Linked DNA regions of Homo sapiens: all the other regions are linked to region 4. Evidence: chromatin contacts called from ENCODE Hi-C or POLR2A ChIA-PET data. All regions are on one chromosome and are shown on one strand. The core of a region is the stretch at or near the end of the contact, and the rest is flanking DNA. Distances in the headings are between cores, read along the strand shown. Region 1 overlaps PALM2AKAP2 (PALM2 and AKAP2 fusion). Region 2 overlaps PALM2AKAP2 (PALM2 and AKAP2 fusion). Region 3 overlaps PALM2AKAP2 (PALM2 and AKAP2 fusion). Region 4 overlaps LOC105376218 (a long non-coding RNA gene).

Evidence for each region. A loop is a pair of places that touch in the nucleus more often than their neighbours do. ChIA-PET counts read pairs that join two places held with the same protein, here RNA polymerase II (POLR2A). Pooled maps may share reads with other maps.
Region 1: a pooled map shows a loop between it and region 4 (3-fold over the local background). The contact joins two enhancer-like sites. A Hi-C loop is called at or near these places in 1 of 37 single-sample maps with no recorded cell type and 1 of 50 pooled maps. POLR2A ChIA-PET finds 5 or more read pairs at or near these places in 1 of 52 experiments (activated T-cell).
Region 2: a pooled map shows a loop between it and region 4 (4-fold over the local background). The contact joins two enhancer-like sites. A Hi-C loop is called at or near these places in 1 of 168 maps with a recorded cell type or tissue (HepG2), 2 of 37 single-sample maps with no recorded cell type and 7 of 50 pooled maps.
Region 3: a map of endothelial cell of umbilical vein shows a loop between it and region 4 (3-fold over the local background). The contact joins two enhancer-like sites. A Hi-C loop is called at or near these places in 4 of 168 maps with a recorded cell type or tissue (GM12878, HepG2, endothelial cell of umbilical vein and 1 more), 7 of 37 single-sample maps with no recorded cell type and 6 of 50 pooled maps. POLR2A ChIA-PET finds 5 or more read pairs at or near these places in 1 of 52 experiments (PC-9).

The regions. Positions count from the first base shown.
Region 1 is chr9:110,016,547-110,023,400 of GRCh38, reverse strand. All of the region lies in intron 7 of PALM2AKAP2 (PALM2 and AKAP2 fusion), which reads right to left. Among named protein-coding and RNA genes, the nearest start is that of C9orf152, 190 kb to the left of the region's middle. Within about 2 kb of position 1,385, at least 2 of the 41 ENCODE cell types and tissues checked have a DNase peak (open chromatin) inside an H3K27ac peak, as active enhancers do.
Region 2 is chr9:110,055,384-110,062,434 of GRCh38, reverse strand. All of the region lies in intron 7 of PALM2AKAP2 (PALM2 and AKAP2 fusion), which reads right to left. Among named protein-coding and RNA genes, the nearest start is that of C9orf152, 150 kb to the left of the region's middle. Within about 2 kb of position 3,919, at least 6 of the 41 ENCODE cell types and tissues checked have a DNase peak (open chromatin) inside an H3K27ac peak, as active enhancers do.
Region 3 is chr9:109,885,632-109,892,380 of GRCh38, reverse strand. All of the region lies in intron 3 of PALM2AKAP2 (PALM2 and AKAP2 fusion), which reads right to left. Among named protein-coding and RNA genes, the nearest start is that of PALM2AKAP2, 110 kb to the right of the region's middle. Within about 2 kb of position 4,385, at least 7 of the 41 ENCODE cell types and tissues checked have a DNase peak (open chromatin) inside an H3K27ac peak, as active enhancers do.
Region 4 is chr9:110,622,103-110,628,530 of GRCh38, reverse strand. LOC105376218 (a long non-coding RNA gene) reads right to left here. Exons shown (of 3, transcript XR_007061731.1): 3 at 3,389-6,428. Among named protein-coding and RNA genes, the nearest start is that of MUSK, 43 kb to the left of the region's middle. RefSeq lists an enhancer at 1,975-2,144. Within about 2 kb of position 1,855, at least 2 of the 41 ENCODE cell types and tissues checked have a DNase peak (open chromatin) inside an H3K27ac peak, as active enhancers do.

The DNA of each region.
Region 1 (6,854 bases), core at 136-2,635, 600 kb after region 4:
AGAGGTTGTGGTGAGCTGAGATGGCGTCATTGCACTCCAGCCTGGGTGACAAGAGCGAAACTCCATCTCAAAAAAAAAAAAAAAAAAAAAAAAAAGAAACCACAATGAGATACCATCTCACACCAGTTAGAATGGGGATCATTAAAAAGTCAGGAAAAAACAGGTGCTGGAGAGGATGTGGAGAAATAGGAACACTTTTACACTGTTGGTGGGACTGTAAACTAGTTCAACCATTGTGGAAGTCAGTGTGGCGATTCCTCAGGGATCTAGAACTAGAAATACCATTTGACCCAGCCATCCCATTACTGGGTATATACCCAAAGGATTATAAATCATGCTGCTATAAAGACACATGCACACGTATGTTTATTGTGGCACTATTCACAATAGCAAAGACTTGGAACCAACCCAAATGTCCAACAACGATAGGCTGGATTAAGAAAATGTGGCACATATACACCATGGAATACTATGCAGCCATAAAAAATGAAGAGTTCATGTCCTTTGTAGGGACATGGATGAAACTGGAAACCATCATTCTCAGCAAACTATTGCAAGGACAAAAAACCAAACACCACATGTTCTCACTCATAGGTGGGAACTGAACAATGAGAACACATGGACACAGGAAGGGGAACATCACACTCCGGGGACTGTTGTGGGGTGGGGGGAGAGGGGAGGGATAGCATTAGGAGATACACCTAATGCTAAATGACAAGTTAATGTGTGCAGCACACAAACATGGCACATGTATACATAAGTAACAAACCTGCACATTGTGCACATGTACCCTAAAACTTAAAGTATAATAATAATAAAATAAAATAAAATAAAAATAAAGAAAAAAAAAGAAAAGAATGTGCCACTGGAGGAGGGAATATTTGAGCCAAAGATGTGAATATAAAGAGAGAGGGAGAGCAGGAAGATCAAGGGAGAAGTGAATGAAAGCCAGGGGCTTTTAAAAAACACAGTGCCTGCAAGAGTTGGTCTTTGTTCCAGGAGCCATGGGAAGGCCAGCAGGGCCTTAGCAGAGGGATATTATCAGCTTGATCTTTTCATTTATTTTTTTAGAGATGGAGTCTCAGTATGTTGCCCAGGCTAGGGTTGAAATCCTGGGCTCAAGCAATCTTCCCACCACCGTGCAAAGCTCAACTCAGCTTTTTAAAAAGAAAGCTACAGTATCCAGGCTACAAGTAGACCGGATAAAGAGGGCAAGAATGGGTACAGAGAGAGACACAGTGAAAGACAATGCTAAAAATGAAACTGAAGTTAAGAGTAAGAAAGTCTAGAAGGCAGGGGAAGCCTGAGGCTTATTCAGTGTTGAAATGGGAAGTAATCAAAGGGCACTGAATAGGGAAGTATCCAAATCCTGCCTCAGATTGGTTGGACAACTGGAGAGCCAAGAGCAATAGTAGGGCTCACATTGCCACCCCCAGACTGCATTAGTGGTGTGCTAAGACAAGATTTTCTGAAACTAATCATGAAAGTTACTTGGAGCACTTATTAAAAATGCTAATTCTCAAGCCCAGGTCTTCTGAATCTGAATTCTGAAAGATGTCTGGCAAGCTGTGTTATTGTTGTTTTCTACATTGCTGCAGGTGATTCTCAGGGTCAGGCATTTCAAGAAATACTGATCCATACCTGTTTTTTTTTTTTTTTAAATTCAATGTCTGGACAAGCAACAAAACAGAATAGGATATAAAATAGAAGCTATTCTGAGATACAGCTACCCTTTTCTTCCAGTGAAGGATGATAAATATAGGCTGAAAAAAGTTAGTGGTTCTCCCAAAACAAGAACAGGTAAAAAACAATTTATAAGGGTAAGTAGAGTAAAATAAGAAAATTATGTGGATCTTCGTAATATTGGTTTATCAGCCTCTATGGCATTTGCACTCAAGAAGCATAGGTGTGATTCTTGGCAGAATCTGAGTGCATTCATTTCCCAGGGTTGCCATAACAAACTACCACACACTTGGTGGCTTAAAACAACGGAAATTTATTTTCTCACAATTCTGGAGGCCAAAAGTTCCAATTCAAGGTGTCAGGAGGGCTGCACTCCTCTCCCTCCAAAGGCTCTAGAGAAGACTCCTTCCTTGCCTCTTCTAGCTACTGGTGGATCCACGTGTTTCTTGACTTGGGCTGCATAACTTCAACCTCTGCCTCAGTCCCCTTACATGGCCTTCTGTGTATATGAGTATCCTCTTTTGTCTCTTATAAGGACATGTGTCATTGGATTTAGGGCCCATCTGGTAAATCCAGGATGCTCTCATCTCAAGATTATTAGTATTATTTTCTGAGACAGAGTCTCACTCTGTCACCCAGGCTGGAGTGCAGTGGTGTGATCTCAGCTCACTGCAACATCTGCCTCCTGAATTCAAATGATTCTCGTGCTTCAGCCTCCGGAGTAGCTGGGATTACAGGCGTGTGCCACCATGCCTAATTTTTTTGTATTTTTAGTAGAGACAGGGTTTCACCATGTTGGCCAGGTTGGTCTTGAACTCCAGGCCTCAAGTGATCTACCCACCTCAGCCTCCCAGTGCTTGGATTACAGGCATGAGCCAACGTGCCCAGCCAAGATTGTTAATTGTATCTGCAAAGACTTTTTTTCCAAATAAGTCACATTCACAGGTTTATTAGTCCATTTTCACACTGCTGTAAAGAGTTACCTGAGACTGGGTAATTTATGAAGAAGAGAGGGTTTTTTTGTTTTTTGTTTTGAGATGGAGTCTCACTCTGGTCATGCAGGCTGGAGTGCAGTGGCGTGATCTCAGCTTACTGCAACCTCCACCTCCTGGGTTTAAGCAATTCTCTTTCCTCAGCCTCCCAAGTAACTGGGATTACAGGCATGCATCACCACGCCCGGGTAATTTTTATATTTTTAGTAGAGATGGGGTTTCATCATGTTGGCCAGGCTGGTCTTGAACTCCTGACCTCAGGTGATCCACCCACCTCGGCCTCCCACAGTGCTAGGATTACAGGCATTAGCCACCATGCTCAGCCAGAAGAGAGGTTTAATTGACTCACAGTTCCACAAGCTTAACAGGAAGCATGACTGGGAGGCCTCGGGAAACTTACAATCATGGCAAGGGAAATGGAAGGCAAAGAGAAAGCAAGCACCTTCAAAACATTGTATTCCTTTTTCAGAAAGAAAATTTATAAATACTAAAATAGACACCTTTATCACAAGAAGAGCAATATGGAAGAAACCCAACTATCTTTGTAATTTCTGCTGATATTTCCCTTGAAAAGTGTCAGTGTATCAGGTTTTATTAACAGAATATTTTGTTTTCTCAGGCAAAAGGCAGGAATAGCTGATATTGCAAGGATATATAAAGTAGCTATTAGAAGTAGGAATAGCTATAGCTAAATGTAAGAGGGGGAGTCTGTGCTTAATGAGCTCCAGGCAGTTATATACAGAGAGAAAAAAAATAATTCTTTTTATTTAATTTTAATTTTTTTATTATAGATTCAGGGGGTTCATGAACAGGCTTGATACAAGGTATATTACGTAATGCTGGGATTTGGACTTCTACTGAACCCATCACCCAAACAGTGAACATAGTATCCAATAGGTAGTTTTACAACCCTTTCTCCTTTCTCTATTGCCCCTTCTTTTAGAGTCCCCAGTCTCTACTGTTTCCATCTTTATGCCCATGTGTAGTAGTTCCCACCTATAAGGGAGAACATGCAGTATTTGATTTTCTGTTTCTGCATTAATTCTTGCAGGATAATGGCCTCCTTCTGCATCCATGTTGCTACAAAGGACATGATTTCATTATTTATATGACTATGTAGTATTCCATGGTGTATATATGCCACATTTTCTTTATCCAGTCTACCGCTGATGAACACTTAGGTTAATTTCATGATTTTCCTACTGTGAATAGTGCTACAGAAAACATGAGTGTGAGTGTCTTTTTGATAAGACGATTTATTTTCCTTTGGGTAGATATCCATTGCTGGGTCAAACAGTAGTTTTGTTCTTTGAGAAATCTCCTTACTGTTTTCCATAGGGGTTGAACTAATTTACATTGCTACCAACAGTGTATAACTGTTCCCTTTTCTCTGCATCCTCACCAACATCTGTTATTTTGCCTTTTTAATAATGGCCATTCTGACTGGTGTGAGATGGTATCTCTCTTTTTTTTTTTTTTTTTTTTTTGAGACAGAGTCTTGCTGTTTTGCCAGGCTGGAGTGCAGTGGCGCAGACTCGGCTCACGGCAATCTCTGCCTCCCTGGTTCAAGTGATTCTCCTGCCTCAGCCTCCCTAGTAGCTTTGGATTACAGGCACGCGCCATCACACCCGGCTAATTTTTGTATTTTTAGTAGAGTCGGCATTTCACATGTTGGCCAGGATGGTCTCGATCTCCTGACCTTGTGATCCACCCACCTTGGCCTCCCAAAGTGCTAGGATTACAGGTGTGAGCCACCATGCCCAGTCGTGAGATGGTATCTCATCGCGGTTTTAATTTGCATTTCTCTGATTAACGAAGTGGAGCAGAAAAAATAATACTTTCATTTAGATACAAAGACATCATGGTTATGTAAGGCAATGTGGGGTGGGAAACAACTTATACCCAAAGGAAAAAAGTCAATGACTGCTCCGTAATTGGGAATCCTAAAGGAGAAGATAGAAACAAGCATTTTCTGTAGTTATATCCACCTAGAAAATTCACAAATTCCTTAGTGAGAAGGAACTGGCATTAAGAGAAGAACTCTAGAATATTTGTAGGGGTTTATTGATGTGTTTAAATATATTTCTATTTTGCTGGCTGGGTGGAGAGGCTTACACCTGTAATCCCAGCACTTTGGGAGGCTGAGGCGGGCAGATCACCTGAGGCCAGGAGTTTCAGACCAGACTGGCCAACATGGTGAAACCCCATCTTTACTAAAAATACGAAAATTAGCCAGGCATGGTGGCACATGCCTATAATTCCAGCTACTTGGGAGGCTGAGGTGGGAGAATCCCTTCAACCTGGGAGGTGGAGGTTGCAGTGAGCCACGATCATGCCACACTGCACTCCAGCCTGGGTGACAGAGCAAGACTCTGCCTCAAAATGAATAAAGAAATAAATTTCTATTTTGCTCAACTATTTAAAGTGTATGGTATTTATTCCTCAGAATGAGTTCAGTTCTTATGGATGAAAAATCTTCCTGGGGTAGGGCAGGGGTAAAAGAAATCTTTTCTTGTGAGAAATTTTCAGGTATTCATTAAAAGAAAAAGAAACGGAGATCGAGAATGATGTCTAAACTAGAGGGACCCAAATACAACTTCAGTCAAGATCCTGGTACCATGGATGAGTAGCCTGGTTAAGTAGCAATCTTATCAAATGGGATTTGGACAAGACTTGCTTCTATTAGAATATGCCATTTGTGGCCTGGAGCGGTGACTCACGCCTGTAATCCCAGCACTTTGGGAGGCTGAGGCAGGCGGACCATGAGGTCAAGAGATGGAGACCAACCTGGCCAACATGGTGAAACCCCGTCTCTACTGAAAATACAAAAACTAGCCGGGCATTGTGTCCAGCACCTGTAGTCCCAGCTACTCGGGAGGCTGAGGCAGGATAATTGCTTGAACCCAGGAGGCGGATGTTGCAGTGAGCCAAGTCTGCGCTACTGCACTCCAGCCTGGCGACACAGCAAGACTCCGTCTTAAAAAAAAAAAAAAAAAGGAATATGCCGTTTGCTTTATAAAAGCAAACTCCAGTCTTTCTGACTACTTGAATGTCTGTCTGTACCACATCTGCAGCTACACTGGCAACATGCTGTCTTCTCTCCCACTAGCAACTCTTCTCAAAAACTAATTCTCCAGATGATAACAGATTTTGAGATAACAAATCTAAATCCAACAGGTTTTACTATTGGCACCCATTCCCCTTCGTCCAATGTGGTCATAGACTGAAACTTGTCAATCATTGCAATAATAGCCAATAAAACACCAACATGTCATTGCAATTTATATTATTGTCTTACAAATTCTGCTAAACGTAGTGATAGTTCTTTCAGCACTGGATAGTTACCACTTAGATTAGTTGACTTTTTGACTAATCAGGCTACTATCCTATCTTTCATTTAGCTTTACTATGGTAACATTTGCTTGCTTTCTCTACCATTTGTAACATAGACAACACAAGTTTAGCCTTCACATTACAAAAGAAAACTTGAATAAATCCATGCTGTATATTCTTTTGTACAACTTCTACTAATAGATCCAGGAGAGAAATATCTCCAGTTTGGCTCATGCCTGTAATCCCAGCACTTTGGGAGGCCAAGGCAGGCGGATCTCGAGGTCAGGAGATCGAGACCATCCTGGCTAACACGGTGAAACCCCGTCTCTACTAAAAATACAAAAAATTAGCCAGGCACGGTGGCTGGCGCCTGTAGTCCCAGCTACTCAGGAGGCTGAGGCAGGAGAATGGCATGAACCCGGGAGGCGGAGCTTGCAGTGAGCCGAGATCGCACCACTGCACTCCGGCCTGGGCAAAAGAGAGAGACTCCGTCTCAAAAAAAAAGAAATATCTCCAGTTACAGCTCTATATAAAATAAGACATTACTTCTTATTTTTCAAAGAAAAATTCATAAGTAGCATATATTCAAATTATAATCATTCAAGCAAGAATGTTAGAAAGCCCTCCCACCCCCATCCTTTGTTAACTAATATGTTAGCAGAGTTCTAAGAGAGGAAGATCATTCCTTTGTGTTTAATCCCGTAACAGAGGGGAAATGGTGGCACCTCTGATAACTTTTGCTACAGATTCTTTATTCTGGCCAGTGCTTACAAATTGATGCATTTAATTTGAACAGTGATAGTTAAGTGGATTTCTAGATGACTCATTTTGTAAACCTTTGGCCAT
Region 2 (7,051 bases), core at 2,670-5,169, 570 kb after region 4:
AAAAAGGAATGAGATCATGTACTTTGCAGAGACATGAATGGAGCTCAAAGCCATTATCCTCAGCAAACTAATGCAGCAACAGAAAACCAAACACCACATGTTCTCACTTACAAGTGAGAGCTGAACAATGAGTATACATGGACACAGGGAAGGGAACAACACACACTGGGGCCTCTTGGAGGGGGTGGGGAGGGAGAGCATCAGGATAACTAGCTAATGCATGTAGGGCTTAATATGTAGGTGATGGGTTGATAGGTGCAGCAAAGCACCATGGCACACGTTTACCTATGTAACAAACCTGTAGGTCCTGCACATGTATCCTGGAACTTAAAATAAAATTTTTTTAATGCTATTTTTTTGTAAGCCTTTGTTTATGGACTGAGATTTATACCCCCAACCATAGTAAAAGGAGACAACAAGCTTAGTTTGTATTAAGCACTAAGAAGGCAGCATAGTAAAAACAGGAATGATTAAGAGACTGTCTCTAACCACTAGCCTATAGGGATTCCAAGCTTGGCTTTGCCACTAGCTGTGTACCCTTGCCCTAAACCCTTGTGTCTGTTTCTTCATCTGTAACAAAAAATTATAATAATATTTGTCTGGCATGTTGGCTTATGCCTATAATCCCAGCACTTTGGGAGGCCGAGGCAGGCAGATTACTGGAGCTCAAGAGTTCGAGACCAGCCTGGCCAACATGGTGAAACCCCATCTATACTAAAAATACAAAAATTAGCCAGGCGTGGTGGTGTGTACCTGTTGTACACATATATATATGTACACACACACATATATATATAAATAAATATATATATTTTATATATATATATAAAATAATGGTATCTCTATCAAAGGTTGTTACGGGGGTTAAATATGACAATCCACATATGACACTGGAAATAGGGCCTGACTTTCAGTCAACATTCATTATCAAGAAGCAGCTTAAACTCACTTTTATAACAGAGTATCTGTGCTTATGGAAGGTTAAACTCACTGAAAACACATAAAAATGTATAGTTTTTTTCAAAGTTAAGTTACACCCTTCTGAACAAAACTTGATCACAATGCATGCATGAAAATGGGCCCATGTTAAAGGTTCAAGGTTTTATTAAATTGTACCCATACATTGTATTATGTCTTCCTCCACTCTGTCCTTGGTTTGGATGCATTCTTCATAAAGCTGCAGTAATTGTTAATTTGTATTTGTTCAAGTATTTGCAAGTCAGTTGTACAATGATTCTTGTTAGCATATTTTCAGGCGGACTTTGAAAAGCATAACTTGTGGCAAAGAGGGTTTAGTGGATCTTGCAAGAGGTGACACACATTATCATGCCCAAGAGGACCCTTGTGGAGTTCATGAGACGTGACAAGGTACTTTAGAAGGTGTGGGCTGGGAGAGGAGGTTACCTTAACGGGACAAAGGTCTCTAAGGAAGAAGACATACAGGCAGAGATTGCCTTCAAAATTAAGGAACTGCAAAGTCAGGGAAATAGACCTTCAGACAGCTTACAAGTAGCTTAACTTGTAAGCTTAACTTAATATTTAGAGTAAAAACTCCTGCTGTAATCCCAGCACTTTGGGAGGCTGAGGCGGGTGGATCACAAGGTCAGTAGATGGAGACCATCCTGGCCAACATGGCGAAATCCCGTCTCTACCAAAAATACAAAAATTAGCTAGCCCTGGTGGCATGTACCTGTAGTCTCAGCTACTCGGGAGGCTGAGGCAGGAGAATGGCTTGAACCCAGGAGGCGGAGGTTGCAGTGAGCCGAGATCGCGCCACTGCACTCCAGCCTGGGCAACAGAGTGAGATTCCATCTAAAACAAACAAACAAACAAAAACTCCTGGACCTGTTGACCCTCTTTCCTCATGAGAGTGATGGAGACAGCAGCTGTCTCAGCACCAGTTGTCACCCAGCACAGTAACAATGCAAGGGGAAAAAAATAGGGCCTGTGGGCCTGACCTTGACCAATTCATCTCACTTTTCCATCTTCAAAATGGAATTAAAAACTATCCAAGGACCCCAAAGAGTAGTTGTCAGGCTAAAATAAAATTACCTGGCCCATCCCAGCACTTTGGGAGGCCAAGGTGGGCAGATCACTTGAGGTCAGGAGTTCGAGACCAGCCTGGCCAACATGGTGAATATTAGAAATACAAAAATTTGCCGGATGTTGTGGTGCGCACCTGTTGTCTCAGCTACTTGGGAGGCCAAGCCAACAGAATCGCTTAAACACAGGAGGCGGAGGTTGCAGTGAGCCGAAATCGCACCATTGCATTCCAGCCTGGGCAACACAGCAAGACTCATCTAAAACAAAAACAAAAACAAAAACAAAAACAAAAACAAAATACCTGGCCCCACAGAGGGCATTCAATCACAAATTACAATAATAAAAAGCCTAGTAGACCATCTTGCAGACACCCTGATCTCTGATTTTCTTCCTCTCATTTATGTACCTTTAAGACTGATATATTTTAAAAATTGTTTCTAATATTGATTCTCAAATACTTTTCTCAAGACAATTACTGTACTAAAAATCGATGACCAGGTGCCAAATCTTCCCTTTCTGAGCATAACTGATAATCCTCCATAGACACTGCTCTCATGATCTCCACCCCCTAGTCATTCCCCATAGCTCCCTATTTTTCTAATGCAGAGCCCTCTGGAGCAGATCAGATGGTAAGGTGGAAAAACACAGGCTTCCCACTCCTGGGAAGACACATTCCACTCTGGCCAGAAGCCTAGCACTCTGGCTTCTTCTGCCCTAGTCTCTGAGTCCAAAGGCCAGGCTTGAATGTTCTGCAGCTGGCCGGTCACTGCCCCCACCTCCTTTCACATCCACAGCCCCACATTTCCTTTGCAAAGGAGAATGAAAGTTATAAAAAGATGATGCATAGAAATTGCAAAAAGATTTTATTTTTCTTGGAATGCCTTGGTCTTAAATCCAGTTTGGGTTCCAAAACTTGTCTAGAATAACCTATTTCAAGGATAATGTCCATGAAAAAGTAGTAGAAAATGACTATTCTAGTACCAACAACTAAAGAAAGCAGGAGGACATAATAGAACAACAACAAAAACACCAACTCTGTTTTAGAATTCTGTACTTCGAGAAAGAGCAAGTTAATTTAAGAGTAAAAACAAGACAGCAGACATTTCTGGCAACTCTCAAAGGGACTCTCACAACTGGATGAATGACAGGAGCTCTTTATTGGATATAATTTCACTTCAAAACATTTTCCATCGGCTGGGCGCGGTGGCTCACACCTGTAATCCCAGCACTTTGGGAGGCCGAGGCAGACGGATCACTTGAGGTCAGGAGTTTGAGACCAGCCTGGCAAACATGGTGAAACCCTGTCTCTACCCAAAATACAAAAATTACGTGGGCGTGGTGGCACATGCCTGTAATCCCTGCTACTAGGGAGGCTGAGGCAGCAGAATCGCTTGAACCCAGGGGGCGGAGGTTGCAGTGAGCCGAGATTGCACCACTGCACTCCAGCAGGGCAACAGAGTAAGACTCCATCTCAAAAAAAAAAAAAAAAAAAACCAAAAAACTTTCCATCAGTATACAATAAGCATACTCATTTTACTTCCCAGTATTGATACAGGTTGCTGTTCAGCTCAGAAAAGGAAGAAAGAGAAGAAAAAAAGGGAGAGAGACAGGGGAGGGAGGACAGATCTTTTCAGATGTTCTGGGCCAGGATCTAAAGAGAATGGGAAGGAAGGAGGGAGAGAGGATATGTGTCCACCAGTGGAAGTGGCTACAGTGTCGTGGCATTGAAGGAGTTGAGTAAGAAACAGTGAGGTGTGGATCCACGCAGGCAGGGAGGAAAAGATGGTAGAAACAGCGCTTTGGTTCCCTTTACCAATTATTCATTATTTGCGTTCCTCCCCCAGCCTCCAGGTGGCACAACTGACCCAGCATATCCTGCTTGAGAACGGAAAGGTAGGACAAAGGCCAGGGCAAGTCTTAGGAATAAAATGAAGAAACAGAAGGCACTGTTGCCAGGCAGGATTGGGAATGGGAGGGAATGTTGCCTTGTAGCACCCTCAATGGTGGGTACTCAGTACATGCTTAGAAACTTTTCCACTGCATCCCTGATATTATTGTTTGAGAGTCTGACACTCTCAAAACTCTAATGGAAATCTTTCATGCTTCAGTTTAAGCTCTTTTTCTCTTTTCAAGTCCCAATAAAAATATTCCCATTTGCATAGCACACTGCAATTTGTATCAACTCCTTTAAGATCTACTTCCTAGAGATTTGCATACATCTGAGGCTACGAAACATATCTACAGGATGTGAATTCTACATCTAGACAATTAGACCAGGGTTTTTCAACATTGGCACCATTGATATTTTGTGCAGGATAATTCTTTGTTGGTGGAAGGGGGTGTCCTGTGTGTTATAGAGCGTTTAGCTGCATCCCTGGTCTCTACCCATCAGATTCTAGTAGCACCCTTCCTCCCTCACTGAGATAGACCAATGTTTCGGGTCCAGTCCATGGATTCAAGTCCTGAGTCTTGGCCAGGATGCATAGTTGTAATTGTCAGACTTTCCTCCTCTAAGCAGAGCTTCCTCACACAGTAACATGCTCAGGACTCATTAGGGATTTTGCTAAAATGCAGATTCTGATTAAGTAGGTCTGGGATGGGGCTCAGGATACTCTAGTTTTAACACGCTCCTGGATGACAGGAATGCTGCAGGTCCCCAGACCACACTTGGAGTAGCAAGCCCCTACAGCACTGGTTTAGTAAGAAAAGGAGAGGGCTGGGCGTGGTGGCTCACACCTGTAATCCCAGCACTTTGGGAGGCCGAGGCAGGCGGATCATGAGGTCAGGAGATGGAGACCACCCTGGCTAACACAGTGAAACCCCGTCTCTACTAAAAATACAAGAAATTAGCCGGGCGTGGTGGCACGCGCCTGTAGACACAGCTACTCAGGAAGTTGAGGCAGGAAAATCGCTTGAACCGGGGAGGCAGAGGTTGCAGTGAGCTGAGATGGCGCCACTGCACTCCAGCATGGCAGAGCGAGTCTCTGTTGCAAAAAAAAAAACAAAAAAACAAAAAAAAAAAAAACAGAGAAGGAGCTGGGTAGGAAAACTGACCTGACATTATGTAGCTGTGGGACCCCTGGATGGTTATGTGACTTCCAAATGTCTCAGTATCTCCATTTGAAAAATGCTGGTGACTATAAAGATTAAGTAAAATAGTGTAGGTAGGAGTTCAAGGTTGCAGTAAGCTATGATCACACCACTGCACTCCATCTGGGTGACACGGAGAGACCCTGTCTCTAAAAAAGTGGAGGTAAAGCAACCAACTTACCAGCCGACACTCAAGAAATATTAATTCCCTCCCACTTAGCTCCTCCTACCATCCTGCCTGGGAACCGCAAGGACAAGGCGTCCCTGGGAATTACAGGGAATTCCCTAGAAGGTAAAACTTAGTTCCTCTATGAATGGTGAGTGGAAAGGGAACGATCTCTTCTCTTTTCATTCCTCTATCTCAACACCCTCTACGCCACTCACACTATAACACCTGTCATCCTTTGGAGGCTATAGATGGTTTTGATAATGAAACATACCATAAAAATAATACTTAAAATGATATACACATTGTGATTCCATTCAAAAGCAATGCCTCCCACTCTTGAGTCCATCTCTGCCCTGCATTTAACACTGATCTGAACTATTCTTTGAAGGAAAAATGATTCCAAACAGGAATCATCAAGTGCTTTGGATATGATCTAAGTTTCCAAATACAGTCTGTTCATTTTTTCCCCCAAAATGAATAAATTCTGCTCATCTGTAATGTGTCTGAGGAAAATTCTTGCTAACCTTTGCAAGTATAAAATGTTCTGATGCAAAATACTAATAGGCCAAGCTAAAATATGGCTTTAGAATCACACAGCACATGGCACATGGACTCCACCTTGATTTTAATTCACGCACACAGAGTGCCTTTCAATTAGGGTTGAAAAGTACTTGAATTTTCTGGAATATTAACTAAGATTTATTCCTTTGGGAAAGTCATTCCTCCAACCCACCCAAATAAAAATGGCTAAACAATGATGTCTTTCTCCATTTGTAGGCGGTATCAAAAAACTTATGGGAGGCACCACTCCAGACAAAGTAAGATGCTATATTATCCCACCATGGGAATGACATCACGGTAATGTAAGCTGACGCAGTCAGCTGCACTGGGAGGCGGGCTGAAAACGGTCAGTTAACCACTGCCAGGAAAATGTGGTTTGGCCTTCCTCACACCTTCTACACACACCTCACCAGGTGGGAGCTCAGGAGGACTCTGGATGAGCTATGCATTAAGGCTGAAGTCAGGCAACTGTTGGGCGGGAAGAGGGGCAAATGAGGGTCCCTCCCTGCCCCCTACTGGGTGACGGCATGGCACCTTTCATGGGTCTGCAGGACCAGTCTCAGCTACTGAAAAAGTCTAGCTCAGTCCTAGCCCCACAGGTTTCCCACAAACGCCCTGGAAAGAGCCATGGAGTTTGGATAGGATGGCCACCTGAGGAATCCTCTCTCTTGCTGGAACTTGCTGTGGTATGGTGGCAGTTACATATGCACACTCTTCTAACTCATAAAAGACTAAAAACTAAAGAGTCCTGACAAAATTATCTTCGAAACCCTACACTCAACCAACCCAGGGCACTCCAGGCACAGTGGGGAAACTTCTAGTTCAGCCCTTTCTGACAACCCTGGAAAAACTGCCCTAGCATCACTGTTTATCCATACTCTGCACAATGAGAATCCTTTCCAGGGTCCCTGCTAGGGTCTGAATGTTTGTGTCTCCCTAAAATTCATATTTTGAAGACTAATTCCCAATACAATGGAATGAGGAGGTGGGTCCTCTGGGAGGTGATTAGGTCGTAAGCGTAGAACACTAATGAATAGGAGTAGTGCCCTTGCCTTTTCACCAAAAGAGGCCCCTTCCCCAGGCGTGGTGGCTCATGCCTGTAATCCCAACATTTTGGGATTGCCCAAGGTGGGCAGATCACCTGAGGTCAGGAATTTGAGACCAGCCTGGACAACATGTGAAACCTCA
Region 3 (6,749 bases), core at 3,136-5,635, 740 kb after region 4:
TTATCCTGAATTATTTAGGAGGGCCCTAAATCCAATGATAGGGGTCTTTATGAGAGACAAAGGAGAAGACACAGAGACAAGAGGAGAAGCCCATGTGAAGACAAAGGCAGAGATTAGAGCGACACAGCCACAAGCCAAGGAATGTCTGGACCCACTAAGCTGAGAGAGGCAAGGAAGGATTTGCCTCTAGATGCTCTGGGGAAAGCACAGCCCTGCCAGTATCTTGATTTTGGACTTCTGGCCTCTGGAGCTGTTTTAAGCCACGAACGTGTAGAAATTTGTTACATCAGTCTCAGGAAATGAACACAGTAGGTAACCAAGACAGTCCTTACTCTGGTGGAGTTTACATCTGAGAGATGTAATCTTAAGGAGTTATATCTTAGGGATGAACAGAATGTAAATGTAACATATAATGAAAAATGATAAGGAAACATTTACCTAACAACTCAAACCACATTGTCTTCACCCTCCATCCAGGGAGTTTTACCTGGACTGAGTAGTAATGACCACTCCCTTTCATATGCACCCATAGACCCTTTCATAACATCCATCATGGGAGCTACTCCACCATTTAAAAATTGATGGGTGATGGCCAGGCACGGGGATTCACACCTGTAATCCCAGCACTTTGGGAGGCCAAGGTGAGCAGATCGCTTGAGGTCAGGAGTTCAAAGCCAGCCTGGCTAACATGGTGGAACCCCATCATTACGAAAAATACAAACATCAGCCTGGCATGGTGGCGGGTGCCTGTAATCCCAATTATTCAGGAGGCTGAGACAGGAGAGAATCGCTTGAATCCAGGAGATGGGAGGTTGCAGTGAGCTGAGATTCTGCCAATGCACTCCAGCCTGGCTACAGAGTGAGTGAGACTCTGTCTCACACACACACACACACAAAATGATGAGTGACATGTCAGTGTTCCCCTGCGACCTGTAAAAGTCTTCATCTCCATCTCCTCAGACCTTACCTGACATTACTTAATAATGGGGGAAAATGGCATAACCTTAATGACCAACAAGAAGGAGGCACGTGGAGACCAAGAAGCCAGCAGGGCCATGGTGCATGCTTGTACAGAATGTTGTTGCCCAAGATGCTAGCCAAGGGAACAAAGGGAGGTGAAGTCCAGCCAGTGGCTTTCTAAGTGCTGCCTACCCTGTGGAACTGCATTTTCTAATTGCACAAAGGAGCCATGTGGCCCAGCAATGGCCCTGAATGCTACCGGTCTTTAAAGATGCCTGATCCTTCCAGCTAGAATCTGGTCAAGCTGGCAGCCCCATGCTGTACAGCATGGTAATGCTTAAAAGCCTTCCTCCAGGCACCCTGGCCAGGGGGACATTCTTTGCTGGCTGAATGTCCCTGTAATTTCACAGGTACTCTCTGTGCACTGGGCGGTATTCAGATATTATTTAATTTTTTCCTTTGCCTTTCTGCATAGGAGGAACAAACACAAGACTCTAGGATCCCTGGAGTGGTTTATTCCATTAGAGATTCTGTTTCAAAGGAGATAAAAAGGCTTGGCAGAGATGTGGGAGATGCTTCTGCAGGAAGCACACTGGTATCTCCTCACTCTGCGTGTGGCCTCAGGTGAATCACATTTAGGCCTCCATTCTCTGATTCTTCACTTTGCAAGTTTAACTGAATATGTACTCCAAGTATGCTAAAAAGAGTTTCCCAAAACAAGGACAGGAACCAGGATGCAGGCAGACCTCTCCTGATGAAACTACCCAAACCTAAGTCATCTCTTAGTGTGTAACCCTTTCCTCTCACCTGGTCTGAATTTCCCACTGTTAAGGTTTATACCTTTGGATGAGAGATCCAAAAAAATTCTTGATGTCGGAAGTTGCTTTTAGGATAGTAGAAGGAAGATGAGTGTTTTTTCTACCATCCTTGCATGCATTGGCTAAGGAGCCAAAATCCCATAATCAGAGACAGTTTGTATATTTTATCACCCGTTCGCTGTCCTGGAGGGCTCCACGCCTAGACCTGAGGGAAAGAGAAGCTAGGAAGGCTGGAGGAAGCGGGCCTTGATGAGTATCAAGCAGCCTCGGGTCCCACAGTACTCTTCCCTGTGGCCTACACAGTGAAAAGGGGAAACACGAAGTGGGGATTGTGCTCAAGAGATCATCTTGGCTCCGGGCCCTTGTGATGGATGTACCAAATAAGACCTCCATGCTGGAGAATCGCTGGAAAGGACTGAGACACCATCTTGTCTGCTGCCTTCAAAATGCATAATTCATGAAAACTGTGGAAGAGTATGTCAACAGGAAGCTTGCTGTTTTCATTTCATCAAGAATGTAGAACGGTTGGAAATGACCACGTTACAAGCCAGAGGGGCTATGCAAGGTGACCTAAAATTGGAAAAAGACTATTATCAAAGCTTTTTGTAGAGAGAAAACTTGGGGTGTGGCAATCATAGGCCAAAAAGCCTGGAACTGGCTACCAAAAAAGTTGACTTTGCAGAATTCCTTCCATTGCAGCAATTGTTCTGAGGGCTGGGAAATGCATGTATTTCCCAAATATGGCTCTTACATGGCCTCAGTGTATGGAAGAAATTCAACTACTATTTTCATAGTTCTGGGCACTATAAACCCAATTTGCCAGACCAATAATGAGATGATTATAATGGATCCTACAAAACCTGAGCGAGGCACGATGACTCTGGTACATCTGGCAGGCCTCCTGCTATTGTTGCTAAGTAACACACATGAAATGTTGAAATGCTGCACTGCAATTTCAGAGTGTTTCCTCCCTTACCTGTGCCAGCTTGCAAAGCTGACCACAAACCCTAAGCATCTAGATTTTTTCAGTCAGTGAAGAGGGCTTTTTCTGTGTGGTCCTTGGAGGATAGGGCAGGGACCAGAGAGAGGGTAGGAGCTGCAGGGAACAAAACTTTCATCCCAAAGGAGGATCCTCTGTAATAATTAGAGTTGTTCCAGTATATACTTGGGTTTTATTTTGCAAGTAAATGAGTTTCCTGTCACTTTCAGGCTTTGGGGAGAGACTGTTTTTTCACTCCCACTCATTACGTTCATTGCAAATTCAAGAATCAGATAGGAGTTGATCCGCATAACATGTCAGTTATGCATACTCTAAGATTCCATGGTTTTATGAACTGTCATAAAATTATTGCCTTTGCAAAAGCAGCACAATACTGAATGCAAAAACCAAAAAAGCAACTATTTCTTTTTAACTCTGAACAGACTTTCATGGCTCAGTGCATAAGAGAAGCCTTTTATTTTCAAGTAACTGAAACACTTTGTCATTTTGCACTGAGAATCACTAATGTTATCTTCATAAATCTTTTTAGGGTTCTGTATTCTGGAACTACTCGGTGGTGAGATTCTCATCTTAGTATCAATACACATAATGCCAGGCTTTTGAGCAGTAGTTCTCAACTTGGAGAGATTTTGTCCCCCAAGGCAACATTCAGCAATGTCTGGAGACATGTTTTATTATCATGACTGGGAAAGGGCAATGGTGCCCCTGGAAGCCACTAGGTAGAGGCCAGGGATGCTACTAAACATCTTGCAATACTCAAGACAGCCACTCACAACAAATAACTATCCAGCCCTAAATGTCAATAGCACAGCTGTTAAGAAACTCTGCTGTAGGGGGATGGAAGAAACAACAATAAGAACAGCACTATTCTTTTTTTTTTTTTTTTTTTTTGGAGGCAAAATTTTGCTCTTGATGCCCAGGCTGGAGTGCAATGGTGCGATCTCGGCTCACTGCAACCTCCGCCTCCTGGGTTCAAGTGATTTTCCTGCCTCAGCCTCCTGAGTAGCTGGGATTACAAGCGCCTGCAACCACGCCTGGCTAATTTTTTGTATTTTTAGTAGAGAAGAGGTTTCACCATGTTGGCCAGGCTGGTCTCGGACTCCTGACCTCAGGTGATCCATCTGTCTCAGCCTCCCAAAGTGCTGGGATTACAGGCATGAGCCACAGTGCCCAGCCAACAGCACTATTCTTACTGACAACCTGCTGTTCTTGGCACTTCACAAACACACCTGACCTCTACACATTACAACAGCACTGCAAGGTGGGTATAGTTTTCCCCAATGTACAGGCGAGGACACTTAAGTCCAGAGAGTTTACATGGCTTGTCCAAGATCAAACAACTTGTAAATACAGAACTAGGACTCCAGCCAAGTTTGGTCAAGCTCTGAGGTCCGGCTTTCTAGTGAGTTTGCTATGCTGGAGCCCTTTTCAGAAGCACACACTGTTTCCCGCAGAGGTTTAGACTGTACACAGGCTAGAAAGTGCAATCAGGAACAAAGGGCTTCCAAAAGAGACAGAAAGGAGCCAAGCCCAAAATGAAACCTGCACTTCATGAAAGAACCTGAAGGGGGCAGTCTCACCATCATGATGACCACCCACAATAGGCTGAAGACCGGCACCTCCAGAGTCATGGTGCGTCTGATGCACCGCCTTCTGAAGAAGCATGTGTGGAGGTTGAGGAGGGAGAATCACATTACCTGTCCCTCCTCCTACATCACGAGGTGCACGTTAGTGTAATTTCACTCAATATCAGAGGTCTCAAAAAAATTTAGCTTAAAATAACAACTTCTGTTGGGATTTTTGAGAACATGCTTTAGAATTAGGCAGAGTTGAGTTCAAATACTTGCTCTTTCACTTTTTTAAAATTATTTTTCATTCATCTTGTATGTCCTTCCATTGAATTTTTTTAGGGGGGGGCAGCAAGTTACTTCACCTCCTGTGCTTCTCTTCTCTCTTCATCATCATCATCATCATCACTACCTCATGGGAGTATTACAAGGCTTAAATTAGAAAATTAATGAATTAAATGGAGGCAGAAAAGCTAGGCCGCTACCCAGAAGGGAGTGACAAAACAGGAAATATTACACAATATAGAGACACTACTATATAGTTTACTGTATACATAGCATATATAGTTTTATTTTGGAAGGAAACAAAAGAATGGAAACAATAATTGGGCTGCAAATGTGGCTGAACGTGGGGTGGGGACCCCGGCTGGAAGTGCACAGATGTGGAATGCCACTGTGGAGTGTTCCCCTCCCTGCTCAAAAGAACAGTGAATCATGGAGTTAAAAATAGCAAATGTGAAGAACACAATGAATCTCAAGCAAGTGTCCTTTGTGATTTCAATGAATGTTTCAGTGGTTGCCTTTTCTAGAACAGTTGTAAGTAACTGTCATCTTCTTGGTTGCCAAACCCCACAACATAACATACAGATGCTTAATAAGATACATATGCTTATGCCTAATGTCTCTACGCCTTTGGCTTTGAGCCTCCTAACAATATGGAAAATTAAGTGAATTCTGGTATTTACCAGAGACCCACACAGGTACTCAGAGAATCACAGGTCCAATGTGGAAATGAAAAGTACACTTCTATCCTGATTTTTTAAAAGCTGCTTGGCTCTCTCTAGGTTAGCAGTTGAGACTTCAATATTTTATTCAATGAATATTTGATGTGACATATTTTAGAACAGACAGCTGTTCTGATGAATTAGTCATCTCTGTGATGAATCAGTTACTTATACCTAGCCTTTAGTTTTTTGAGAACTCAACCTCTTTCCTCCACTCTGACCCGTTTCCAAAACCACTTCCTTCTATAACAGTAACATTTCTCGGAACAGGTACACTGTTGAGAAAAGAGATCTCTAACCAACTCCTCAAATTAGAGAAACTCAGAATACCAGAGCTGGAAGATCCCGAGAGATGGCTCACTGAAGATATGAGGAAACTGAGACTGAAGAGAGCAAAAGACTTGCCCAAGGTCACACAGCAAATGATCAGCAGAGCTAGAATTAACATCCTGGCTTTGTGACAGCTCATCCCATTTTCATTTAATACTCCATGAAGTTTCTCATCTTCACTGGGGTTGGTCTGCCCCCAACTGATAAGGTTGGGAGATAAATTTTCCCCATATTTCTCACTAATCAAAGGAAGTTAAAAACCCTGTATTTCAAACACTTTAGTAAAACCCAGTGAAATGAAAGAGAATCTTAAGTGGGAAAGTGACAAGGTAAACAACAAGACTTGATGCTTGGGGCAGACATGAAGTAAACAGGGCTAGTGTGGCTCGAACTACCTACAATCTCCGAAAGTATCAACCCGAGGTCCACATGTGGCCTCCAGGGACCCACCACACACAATAATGGCACGGACAATGGCTGGCAATGGGCCCAAGCCAGAAACAATCTCTTGGGCTTTCTCAATACGTCACTCCAAAAAGAAGCAAAGCATACAGAAGATGTGGACATTCAAAAAATTCAAAAAAGGAAACGTCTACAGATTTTGCTTTCAACAATTCCAATCTTATTTAGCCTATTTTAATTCTGGTTTCCAGGGAGCCAAAAATATAATCCTGACATTACCCAGGGAAAAGCTGTGCAAAAGAATGACAATCTATTTCTCCACTGTGGCAGCCGGGTTTTCCTCTTCCTTTGCAGCTGCTTTGGTGTCACCCCTTCAAGACCACATTACTTTGAATTTTAGCAAGAAATCTTGGAAGAATGGTAGAATTTTCTGGCCTTTGGTAAAGCACACAGTTTTCCTGACCTGGATCATCTTTAGCCTGGTAAACCAAGGCTGTTTCTAATCCACTTCAAATGAAAGCTTAGCTCTACTGTGGGGCCTATGGAGGAGAGACTTCAGCTCTAAGCCAGAGCTACTCTCACCTACAGGAATCCCCAAAGCAGGTTTCACATATCCTTGGGTCAAAGTAGGAAGGCTCAGAAACAGTCTGAATCAAGGGTTGGGTTG
Region 4 (6,428 bases), core at 606-3,105:
TGTGTGCATTATAGTTTTAGAGATTAAATTCCTTGAAGTGAAATTGCTGTCTTAGCTTTTCACATTTTAAATATTTTTAGAGGGTGTAACACTGCCTTCCCAAAGGCTCTGTTAATTTGCCTCTCAGTAACAACAGATGAGAATGCCTCTGTGCTTACACCACTGCTAAACTGATGGAGTAAAAGAGAATTTCATTTTTGTTTTAGTGTGCATTTCTAGGGTTCCCAGAGAAGATGATTTACTTTTTGTGTTCCTACACCATTTGCATTACTCCTATGAATTGCCTGCTCCATCCTTTGTTCACTTTTCAGTCAAGTTTTGCCTTTCCTTATTGATTTGAAAGATTTAAGACATTAATTCATGATTCATGTGTTGCAACATTTTCCTCTATTATTTGCCTTTTTAATCTTGTTTATGAACCATCATTATCCCGAAAGAGTATTTAAGTAATTATATAGTTAAAATCTGTCAACATTTTTCATTATGGCTACTGGGTTTCTCAGGCCACTGAAAGAATGAGCTTTTGCCACTTTCTAGTCTTCATTTTCTCCAATCAGAAATGCTGATGGGAAGAACAGGTGAGACAATGTGGCTATCACCATCAAAGACACTGGGACAAACACAGTTGTGTGATACCCAGAGGCTCTTCAGAACAAAGGCTTAATTTTATCATTCATTTATATCACTCAAATTATTTTCTCATAACTTTATTTTTGGCCTGCAACAAAAATCTCTCAATTCCTCTTCAGATCTTTCCTTAAAGTGGAACTAAGTAGAACACATGTGACTCAGATTTTAATTATTGCTTATCTTATTTGGATATGTTTTATCCTCATTAAAATGTAATTATTATAGAAATGACAGCCCCATTGCCAGGAAAATTGGGAGTGTTATATGCTCTGTTCAGCTTTTGGTAAAATTTTAATTCTATCAGGTCAAATTATTATTGTGTTATTTGTCTACTTTTGTTGCAACAGGAATGGAAGGCATTCCACAGATTGGTCAATTTGTTTGCCTTTTGTTGTGTGTCTCTCCATAAATCTCAATGACAAATGTCTTTTTAATTTATCTATTTATCTTGTTTTATTTTTTGTCTATTAACCAAACTTGATGTATTTTTCTTCTAAAGGGGTTCAGAACACGTCACCCCCAAATTTATTGTTTTGCATATTGATTATTTTGAGCTGGAGACACTTGAGAATCAGCAGATACAGAAAATACGCTTTGAACACCTTTTATCTAAAAGCAGGCCATAAAATTTCCCGTGAAAAAGATGCCCTTCTTGTACCAGGAAGAGAAGACCATCTTTATCACTGGAGACTTGGAGTTGACACCAAAATCAATCGTACAAACAAATCTATTATAATAGTCCTTATCTTCCACTAGTCTCTCCCATATATTTCCTAGTCACTGTCCCACATTTACTGCCTTTGGCCCAAGCCTCTTTGTTGTCACATCCTCACAATTTATTGTTGTTTGTTTAAAAAGATATATAACTATTGAGGCCTAATAACTTCTTCAGGTCTTAATTTTCCTTATGAAGACTCCCGTGTACATATGAAAAAAATTAAACTTGTATGTTTTTCTCTTGTTAATATGTCTTCTGTTACTTTAATTCTCAGACCCAGCCACAGAACCTAAGAGGTCTGAAGAAAACTCTCTGTACTTCTCCAATGCAGTGTGTTATGATTTCTATTGTTATCATTTCTGTCTGCTTTGTTTTTGTGATCTCTCTCTTGAGAGTCGCCATAAGCCGAGATAGACACTCCCTAGGAGAGCCCTGATAGGGGGAAAGTTAGCCTCAAGTATGTCAGCCAAGTGAGACTCAGTGAGGTTGTGAAACCAAAATGCATAAAACAGAAGCAATTTATTACTCACCGGTTCCAGAGAGGTTGGGGGTGCCAATGTGAGGCCTATGGGGAAATCTGTAGGTGGTAGCAGGAAGCTCAACCAGTGGGTGGGCAATGAGATGGGGAGGAGGGGAACCTGTGGGGCTATGTCTTTAGGAAGGACCAAAGCCACGGGCACTATCCCTTAGTTTTTCCTGCGGAAGTTGTGGATTGGCTAGTGTAAAGAAAACATGTGTGAATGAGGAACTTATTTTTAGAGCTCTGGTGTTGACCATTAGGTGTTATTGTGCTTGGCAATGGTGGGATGCATTGGGTTTTGGATCAGTGGTATGAGGCATAAGCATGTTATTTTGCAAACAACCTCGCAGGAAGGGGGAGTTTTAACTAGGCCAAAGGTGACGGGGTATGACTGGGATTCAAACAACTTATGTCAGTCCTAAGTGGTTATGGGATTCCTAACAACTTATGAATGCTGAGGCTGCAACTATAATAAACAAACGTGTGACACAGTGCATTTCCACTTTGGAATTTCCCCCGATTCAGTAATGTCCATTGGTCAATAGAATTATCTTACTGTTCTGATCTCAAATTTATTCCACTAAGAACTGATAGGAGATGATAGAATAAAGATGGCATTATAATGTGTTAGATTTTATTGCACTACAATACATTTATGAGAGTGTTTAGGAAACTGAAAGTATATGCTAGAGTTTTTTTTTTTTTCATTTCAGCTGTTTATTTTAATTTATTTTTTTTTATACTTTTAAGTTTTAGGGTACATGTGCACAACGTGCAGGTTAGTTACATATATATACATGTGCCATGTTGGTGTGCTGCACCTATTAACTCGTCATTTAACATTAGGTATATCTCCTAATGCTATCCCTCCGCTCTCCCCGCACCCCACAACAGGCCCCAGTGTGTGATGTTCCCCTTCCTGTGTCCATGTGTTCTCATCGTTCAATTCCCACCTATGAGTGAGAACATGAGGTGTTTGGTTTTTTGTCCTTGTGATAGTTGGCTGAGAATGATGGTTTCCAGCTTCATCCATGTCCCTACAAAGGACATGAACTCATCCTTTTTTATGTCTGCATAGTATTATTCCATGGTGTATATGTGCCACATTTTCTTAATCCAGTCTATCATTGTTGGACATTTGGGTTGGTTCCAAGTCTTTGCTACTGTGAATAGTTCTGCAATAAACATACGTGTGCATGTGTCTTTATAGCAGCATGATTTATAGTCCTTTGATATACCCAGTAATGGGATTGCTGGGTCAAATGGTATTTCTAGTTCTAGATCCCTGAGGAATCGCCACACTGACTTCCATAACGGTTGAACTAGTTTACAGTCCCACCAACAGCATAAAAGTAGTATATGCTAGAGTTTAAGGAACTATTCGATTAGATTAAGGGCTTCATGAAGGATAATGGAGTTAAGATTTTTTTTATTTTAGATTTAAATAATGACAACCACACCAAAGATAAAATCACTATTAGTAACTCATATCCTTTTAGGCATTTTTGTGTGCATATACATAACATATAAACATACATACAATATACACATGCATATCCATTTCTAAAAAAATGGGAAAAATCTTGTATATACTTCTCACCTTTTAAAATTTTTTTAACTTACAAAATATAACTTTAACTTCTACTTGGTATGTTATAGACTTTTCACAAGCCAATGAACATTTAAATAAAATATAATTTTAATTACTGAGTAATATTACATTTTTGATGGTACTGAATTTATATAATACATCTCCACTTGTTGGACATTTAGTTAACTTATTTTTTCTACTGCTTTATTGTTATAAAATATGCTTTGGTGAGACACTTTATCTTAGGATTAGTTCTAAAATGCATTTTATGTACACTATTCTCAACATATTATTAATTGAAAACAAGTTGCAAAATTACTATGACATAGAACGTTGGAAAATGGTACAATTGTTAAATCCAAGCATTCATGAGAACACCAATAAAATATACGTAAAATTCCAGTAATCTACCTGAGAATAAAAAACACAGACATTCATTATTATGAAGGACAAATGAGACATACTACAGAAAAGGAAGAAATTGCTTAAGTAGTGAGAGACTATAATCCAAAAAGACAGGCTGCAAATGAGCAAAAAGATGGAAATAATTGTACCACCTAGAGGCACAGTAGCAAACTTTTGAAGAAATTGAGAGATTTCCTTGGCTAAAACCAAAAGAATATTCCAGAACCACAATAACAGGGAAAGGTAAAATATTTTAAGAATTCATCTAGACAAGAACTCAATTAGAGATCACTATCTGAAACCCCCGAGGTTTCAGCTTTCAGGGGTGTGAGGTCTGAGGTCTGAGTCCTAGGAGATCTGGGAACAGGTGATAGTCAATGTCAAAAACCCCATTTTCTTAGATACAAAAAGGTTTTCTCCTATGCCTACACAAGATACCAAATGAATTCAGAATGTAATTCTCATAGTCCAGGGCAATAAAAAATATATAATTCTAATGGTTACCAGATTGCAGAAGATATTTATTGATGATGTTTGCTGCTAAGCTAACATCTTTCTACAGCACCACATTGTAAGTTTTAGACTATAAGCTGTTCATAGGGTTTTCATACCTAAAGATAACACTGACACCATCACCCACTTTGTAAAGGGAATCAGAGAAATTTCTAATAAACGAGATGCAATTGCTATCACCACTATTTCTTACTAGGAGTTTTCTGTGATAACACAATTGAAAAGTCTCTATAAACTGTCCACGAACAAATGCTAGTATTTATTGGCACCATTTATGGCAGTTGCTCCAGCTTACCCTTCTGCAGGTGGGAGGAGATGGGTAATGCATTTAGTCTTGGGAATTTGGTCTTGATATACCAAGGTAATATCTAATAGGACAAATACAAAACTGTCCAGGAAAAATCCCAAGCTCACACACCTGAGCATTCATACTCACCACAAATAAGGATCTGGGAATAGATGGCACTTGATTTTCTCTTTTGAAGTTCTTCAGAGTTAAGCCACTGGAGGGCAGCAGAGACAGGATTTTAATACACAAACTTCAGTTTCTATTCATTGACCAGTTCATGGATTCATTAGATACGTAAGTGCCCATGAGGTGAAAGGCATTCACCTTTTATGACAGTCATATTGTATGCTTTTTCATTAATTATCTATTAAGAAAGAATATTTGACAGATATTTCTATTTGAATCTCTACTGGATTGAAATCTATATATTTTTTGACAGTACAATTGAGAACTCATAAAATTAGTTTTAAAGCTAGCAAGAAACTTATGGAACACCCATATCTACTATTTCTCTCTTGAACAATGTCATTATCTTTTCTGCTCTATCTCATATATAAAAATGTTAATTGGTTTTCTTTTCTATGTGCTCATTCTCAAAGTTTGGAAAAATATAGAAAAGTAAAAAAATGAAAATAAAATTCAACCCTTAATACTATCATTAGTGTTTCAATACAATGCTTCCTAGTTGAATATGCATAGATGTATGTTTATTTCATTTACATATTTGATCTTAGAATCTATAGAGGTTAAAGTCATAGTATACTAGATTGCCATATCATTATCAATAAATATTTAAAGAAATGTTATTTATGAATAAAGTTGTTTTAGAAATACAGCTGTATACATGTGATACTGAGCAAGCCAAAATATTTTACCCAAGCAAATGCAATTATCTCTCTACTGAACATATTTATTTCTCTAGATTAGTTAATTTGTTATTATTATTCTGCTTCCAAAACAAGAAAAATATATTTAAGTTGATCTTGGAATTGTTTTGTATTTCAGTCCATCATAATGCACTAAAGTAAACAAGAAGAGTAAGTCACACACTCTTCTCCATAAGAAAAATTAAGGCATTACTGATTTAAGTTGGAAATATTTTAATAGTAAATTAGAATTTAAATGTAGTGTTTAAAAAAGAGTATGATTAAGTATGTGCATTTACCATCAAATATTCCAACCCATGTAGTCAAGTGGCAAGGCAAATGAATGCCTCCCTCGTCTTTACACCCTTGCCATTTTGAATGACCTCACTCAGAGAGACAGGAAGAATGCATGGCTCACTCTTCCACTTCCTCATTCAGCCTTTTTTTTACCAAGGTATGCCAAAGTGCTATTTCACATAACGAGGTTTCCAGGGCAAGCAAAGTATATTTCCTGTCCTCAAGGGGTTTACAGTCCAGTAGAAGAGGCAAGGAAATAAATAACTGGCTGTGTTATGTGCTGCAAGGTGGAAAGCATAGGTCACTATGGTCATCTGACTTGGCATTGTTCCTTAGGGAAGGTTTCACTGATAAGATGTTTATGTCAGAAACTAAAGGGTAAAGAAAAGAAGTCAGGTAAAGAGGCCGGGAACGGTGGCTCACGCCTGTAATCCCAGTACTTTGGGAGGCCTCAGGCAGATCACTTGAGGTCAGGAGTTTGAGACCAGCCTGGCCAACATGGTGAAACCCCGTCTCTACTAAAACTACAAAAATTAGCCAGGCATGGTGGTGCATGCCTGTAATCCCAGCTACTTGGGAGGGTGAGGCAGGAGGATCGC